Regions from separate parts of the Homo sapiens genome. Here region 1 is linked to region 2. Evidence: chromatin contacts called from ENCODE Hi-C or POLR2A ChIA-PET data. All regions are on one chromosome and are shown on one strand. The core of a region is the stretch at or near the end of the contact, and the rest is flanking DNA. Distances in the headings are between cores, read along the strand shown. Region 1 overlaps ZNF148 (zinc finger protein 148). Region 2 overlaps ITGB5 (integrin subunit beta 5).

Region 1 (2,800 bases), core at 232-2,731, 500 kb before region 2:
GAAATTCCATTTGATACTCAATTTTTTTCTATAAAGTCTTGTTTTAAATTTACTAAACAGATAAGAAAAAAAATGTAGTGTGTTGAGAATTAGAGTATTACTAATTTCTCCACTTGCTAAAACCTGATTGCTTGGTCTATGTAATATACCATATTTCTCCTGAAGTAGCAATGACAAGGGGCAAGATAAAGCATCTGAAGATGTCTAGCAGGCATCTTAGAATTCAAAATTTTAAACATAAAATTCTTCAGTTGTAATGGTGTCCATATGTTGGGGAAAAAAGAAAAGCAAAGATGTTTTATGGAACCAGTTGCAGGTAAGACTGCTAATCTCTAAGGCAAACACACTCAGCTGGTAGATCACATTCTACTAAAAGATCTTGAAAAGGTGTGAGCAAGAAAAGAAGGCAAGTCTATACCGGGGAAGAAAATTTTGCCTGCGTTAGTGTGCTATTTGTGTTCTGCTAAGGGATTTTATTCTTTGCCTACCCGCTTCTCTCACTACTCAGTTATCTGAAGACTAAAAAATTGAAAAGTAAAGTATTGCTTTTAGCAACAAATTTAAAAAACAAGAAAGTGGTAAGCTAGGAGGAGTAATTGTTATGGACAGCAGGCAGCCAGGTCCTTTGACAGGTATAGAGTCTCCACTATGCTCCAGATACCATTTTGAACACTGAGATTATAAGGGTGAATAAAAATCAGTTGGATATATTTAAAACAGGTTACAAATTGGAAGGGCCATTGATGCTCATCTGAGTCAAGATGAGTTTACTCTATGTCCTTTATTACTCTGGCCTAAAAAGAAAGTAAGGAAAATATAAAATGTCCAAGAATTTGGTGTTTCTGTCTTTGAACTTAAAAAAAGCTAGATTTTCCTGTGTGTTTATCCACAAGGCAGTGGTAGCTGTTTCATCCATAAAATTCACCTTGAATTAAGGCTTGAATCTACAATGAAAGGCAGCAGTACCTCCAGTGCCAGAAAACAATGACCTAGAACTCCTTAACTCTTCATAAAAGGGCTTTGTACAGTCAAGGATTACATCCGTTTCACATTAAGCAACTTGGGCCAGATTTGTTCTTTACAAAGCCTTTCCTTGCAGTTGCTATGCCACAGAAAGCTATTGAAGTGCCATGTTTTTTGGCAGTTGGATTTTCTTATTTGTTATCAACATACATGAAAAAAAATACCTGGTGCTGTCTTGTTTTTAGTTCCATTTTATATAAGTATTTAACATCTTTTTGTTTGTTTTATGTATAAAATATTTTGAGTCATATTTTAAAAGATTTTGTGTGTTTTCCTTTTGCACAGTGTTAACTTGCTTATTATTATGTGACTTGGAGGGGTTGAAAAAATTCAAAACTGACTGGCCCAGAGATGAAGCTTTCCACTTTCTTTGACTCTCCTCAGGAAGCTGTGACACCCACTTCCATTCTCCTGCCAAATGTTTCCCTTCCATGACTTTGGTGCATAGACTTTGAAGCATTGTTGACCACATTGGCTGTTTGCCCAGAATCCAAATGCCCTGTATAATTTGCATAATAATTACCACTGATCTGCATATAGTATAGGCTGAACTGTCTTCTTGAATTTAAAGTAAAAATGTTTTAAGGATTAAAGCTTTTTTCCCTTACGTACTGCCCTTTTCTAGGTTTGAGAAGGGGTCATAGCTGTGTGTTTGCAGGCCCTAATCAGTTTCCACAGTTCTTTATATTTATTTCCCAGATTTCTCTACCTTTGTTGGACAGTTTCTTAGCTCCCATTCTGTATGCCCACACCTACAGCATTGTTTCCCTCTCACTGGCCATACCCCTCCTGATCAGATCTTCTAGTTTTCTTTGCTGTTTCAGCATAATGTTGTGCCTTTTTTTTTTTTTTTTTGCTTTCGTCAATAATGAAAAAGGAATCATTATTTTCACTCTTCCACATGTCTGATGAAAGGCAATTTTTTTTTTTTTTTGAGATGGGTTTTACTGTATTGCCCAGGCTGGAGTGCAGTGGCATGATGATGGCTCATTGCAGCCTTGACCTCCTGGCCCAAGTGATCCTCCCATCCTCAGCCTCCCAAGTAGCTGAGAGTACAGGTGTGTGCCACCACACCTGGCTAATTTTTGTATTTTAGTGGAGACGGGGTTTCCTCATTTTGCCCAGGCTGGTCTCGAACTCCTGAACTGAAGTGAGCCACCCACCTCAGCCACCCAAAGTGCTGGGATTACAGGCTTGAGCCACCATGCCTGGCCAAAAGGCAGCTTAATGTTGCACATTGAACAAGTTGTTGATAAATTGGAATACATGCAGCCTAAGGTGAGTTTCTCTGTGGTACCATCCAAACCAGGCTTGCAATACTCTTAATCTCAATAAGCCCAGAAAGACAAGGTTGCTTTGTCTCTTGTCTTCCTTCTTTTTACCCACTTCTATTTTTTAAAAAACTGAATTTATAAGTGCTGAATAATTTTCTTATTCAGTACTTATGCCCCAGATGGACCCCATACCCACTTCTAATTTATTTATTTGACAAATATTCTTAGGAATATGTTTAATAATAATTTAGTAGTTCTAGAATAACCTTAGTGATCCTAGACTGAAACAGACCATAAATTCTACCATATTGTAACTTGAAAAGTTAGTGTTCTCTTTTTTTTTTAGTAATAGGTAACCACTTACATGGTTCAAAAAAATGTGTTAAGTGGACAGTGTAAAACCTCCCTCCCATTTTATCTCTTGTCTGCCCAGTTCCCCAGCCATCACAATCAAGGTTATATACTTCTGTATATATATCCTTCTCAAGTAGTTTTTATGCCTA
Region 2 (2,748 bases), core at 143-2,642:
AGAGAGGACTTCCCCAGCAAGTCTGAGGAGTTGCACAGTGGAGGGACAGGGATAGGACCTAGGAGAGCAGGGGAGACGTTCCACCAAAGCTGAGTTCTAGGGGTGGTTTTAAGCAAGGGAGAGCTGTGCTTTCTTTGTGAAAGAAACAGCCCTTAGTTGGCAAGTTCTCCAATGCATAACTCCCCCAGGCATGGTAATGCTGTTTACAAGCGCAGGAAACCCATGGTGAGAACAAAACTTTTCAAGAGCAACTTCTCTCTTGCCCTTGGAGATTTATTTAGTTGCTACTGAGGTGCCTGGACCCAAGCTGAGATCCCTTGTGAGGAAGTTGGGAACACGTCCTGTGCGTTTCAGAAATCTCTGTTCTTTACTTTTTCTACAATCAACACCAGCACATGGAGGGGAGAGGGAAAATAGTGGGATGGGCATATTGCTGTGGGGACCAGGCTTGGAGACACCCTGAGAACACCAGGCAGCACAGGTCAGGTGGGGACACACGAGGGCATGGGAGGACAAGGGGTCTGTTACGTAATCCCAACCTGCTTGTCAGCAGAGCCAGGAATAGCGCTTCTTAGGAGGGATTTCCCCCCAGGAAATCTTCAAAGCCCCAGACAGAGGCCGCAGTCCTTGGAAGCTTATGTATGTGTTTGGCCACAGTGAGCCCATCCCGGGTCTGGCTCTGGTGCTCCAGAGAGGACTGTGGTTGGCCCAGCATGTGAGCGCCAAGCAGGTCTGTCACCGAGCTCTCCCCAGCCACTGCGCATTCCGCACTTTGTAATCTCATCCCAGGCTGCCCTGGCTCGGCAGTGTCACACGGCCCTCAGCCACACAGACACCAGCGAACTGAAGCACACAGCTGCTGACTTGGCTTCCTGCTCTGCCTACGACAGTTGATGGAGAGTTCCAGAAACTGGGCCCAGAGTCTCACACAGAGCTGGCTAGAACACACATGAAATCTGACTTTGGGTGATGATAGGGAAATTACCTCCCATGTGTAAAGGCTTCCAGCCACACTCCCTCTATGTCTTTGAGCCACTTCCTGTTTACATGGCCACCTTTTCGGAGGAGAGGGGAAGAGGGAGGAGGAGGGGACACTGCCGGGGAGAGGGGAGGGTTCCCTGGGGGATGTGAGGAAAGTGGGGAAACACGGGGGGGGGGACACTAAGGCAGAACTGAGATGAGACGATGAGAGGAGGTGAGTGTATGTGCAGGAGACACTGACCGTGGGCATGGGGGTGGGGGACAGGGCCGTGAGAAGAGAGAAGGGGACGGCCCTCCTGTCTCAGGCGCTGAGCCCAGTCCTCCCTCTTCAGCCTTCTGTGAGCCAGAATGGACTCCCGGAGGGGATGGAGCTGTGCTGAGGGAAGCCAAGGAAGCCACAGTGCATTCCAGAGCTAGTGGAAACTATTTTTGAGCCAGCTATGGAGAGATGATTTGTACCCTGAGGGCCTGACGTCTGCCTGGTTATAACACTGAGCTGGGTGAGGATGGGAAGAAGAGAACCCCTCCTCATTTCTGCCCCATCCCAAGCTGGCTCCTTCCTTCCTGCAGCCCCACTGCGGTCCTGCTAGCCCTCTGCGGTCACCCATGGCTGCCTTGGGCCTCTGCAGACCCAGAGTGGCGTTTGGGGGTGAATGGAGCAGTGGCTTTGTTCCTGGGCCAGAGTTGAGGGTCCCCGTGCCCTGCCTCAGAGGCCCTGCTGAGGGTCCCCATGGTCCCTGTGCCCTGCCTCAGAGGCCTCCCTGAGGGTCCCCGTGCCCTGCCTCAGAGGCCTCGCTGAGGGCCACTGTGCCCTGCTCTGGCATGCCTCAGGGAGCTCCCCACGCAGGGCAGAAGGGGGCCTCTGTGGTGTGAGCCTCCCCGCCAAGGCTCAGACTGGCCGAGCAGCTCCCTCAGGCTCTGGGTGTTGTCAGTCCTGGCTGTTCTTGCTTCCGACTGGGCATGGCCTCGGTCACCTCATGAGGCCCTTTAACTGTGGAAGTCTGTGATTTAAGCTGACAAAAAGGGTACCCCTGAACATCCTCCAAAAAGACCTGTGCCAAGCTCCCCCCACACCCCGCCATGATAAGGCAGTGATGTTTAATGAGCCAACACTATTCTAAGTGGTTTATAGAGGTTAAGCGAGCTAACTCACACAACAACCCTACCCGCAAGGCATTTTTACTGGCCCCATTTAAATATACAAAGGGGTGAAACGGCAGCCACTGCTGGTAAATAGCAGATTCAGGAGGCCAGCCCGGGCAGCCTGATTCCAGAATCCCTGTGTTAACCACCGCACTCCACTGCCCCCTTTTCCAGGTGGTTCTTCATAGCCCAGCTCTGTTCTCCACTGCCCATGTTTCATGGTGAACAGGCTCCTCTTCATCCTCAGCCTTATGCACAACTTCCCACCTGCTCCTTCTCCTGGGTCTGTTGGTGCCTGAGACCACAGGGTAGGGGGAGGTTGGGGAGGCTGGTGGTGGGAGGCCTCCCACACCCAGGTCACACGTTTCTCGCCCCCCAGTACTGCCTTTGGCTCATTGCCTTCCATCCCCTTTGCTCCCTCTTTTGAGATTGTCTCATCCCTCCACTTTTCCTGTCACATACCTCCTGGTTACCCCCTACATTCCCCAAAGACCTGATCCTGCCTCACACTCTCGCCCTCTGCCCCGAGTTCTGCTGTTCTGGGTGCCTTGCCTTTCCCTGTGGACAAGCTGTACTACACGTGGGTCTCCGAGTTCCTAGAGTGTCAACTCCAGTGGCACCCAC

What was found. Hi-C counts contacts between places; a loop is a spot of excess contacts on that map. ChIA-PET counts read pairs that join two places held with the same protein, here RNA polymerase II (POLR2A).
Region 1: a map of esophagus squamous epithelium shows a loop between it and region 2 (4-fold over the local background). The contact joins two enhancer-like sites. A Hi-C loop is called at or near these places in 1 of 168 maps with a recorded cell type or tissue (esophagus squamous epithelium). POLR2A ChIA-PET finds 5 or more read pairs at or near these places in 2 of 52 experiments (AG04450 and BJ).

Annotation. Positions count from the first base shown.
Region 1 is chr3:125,279,837-125,282,636 of GRCh38, reverse strand. The region is part of intron 5 of ZNF148 (zinc finger protein 148); the gene reads left to right. Among named protein-coding and RNA genes, the nearest start is that of SLC12A8, 68 kb to the right of the region's middle. Within about 2 kb of position 1,481, at least 2 of the 41 ENCODE cell types and tissues checked have a DNase peak (open chromatin) inside an H3K27ac peak, as active enhancers do.
Region 2 is chr3:124,779,120-124,781,867 of GRCh38, reverse strand. All of the region lies in intron 10 of ITGB5 (integrin subunit beta 5), which reads left to right. Among named protein-coding and RNA genes, the nearest start is that of MIR544B, 48 kb to the right of the region's middle. RefSeq lists an enhancer at 712-771. Within about 2 kb of position 1,392, at least 24 of the 41 ENCODE cell types and tissues checked have a DNase peak (open chromatin) inside an H3K27ac peak, as active enhancers do.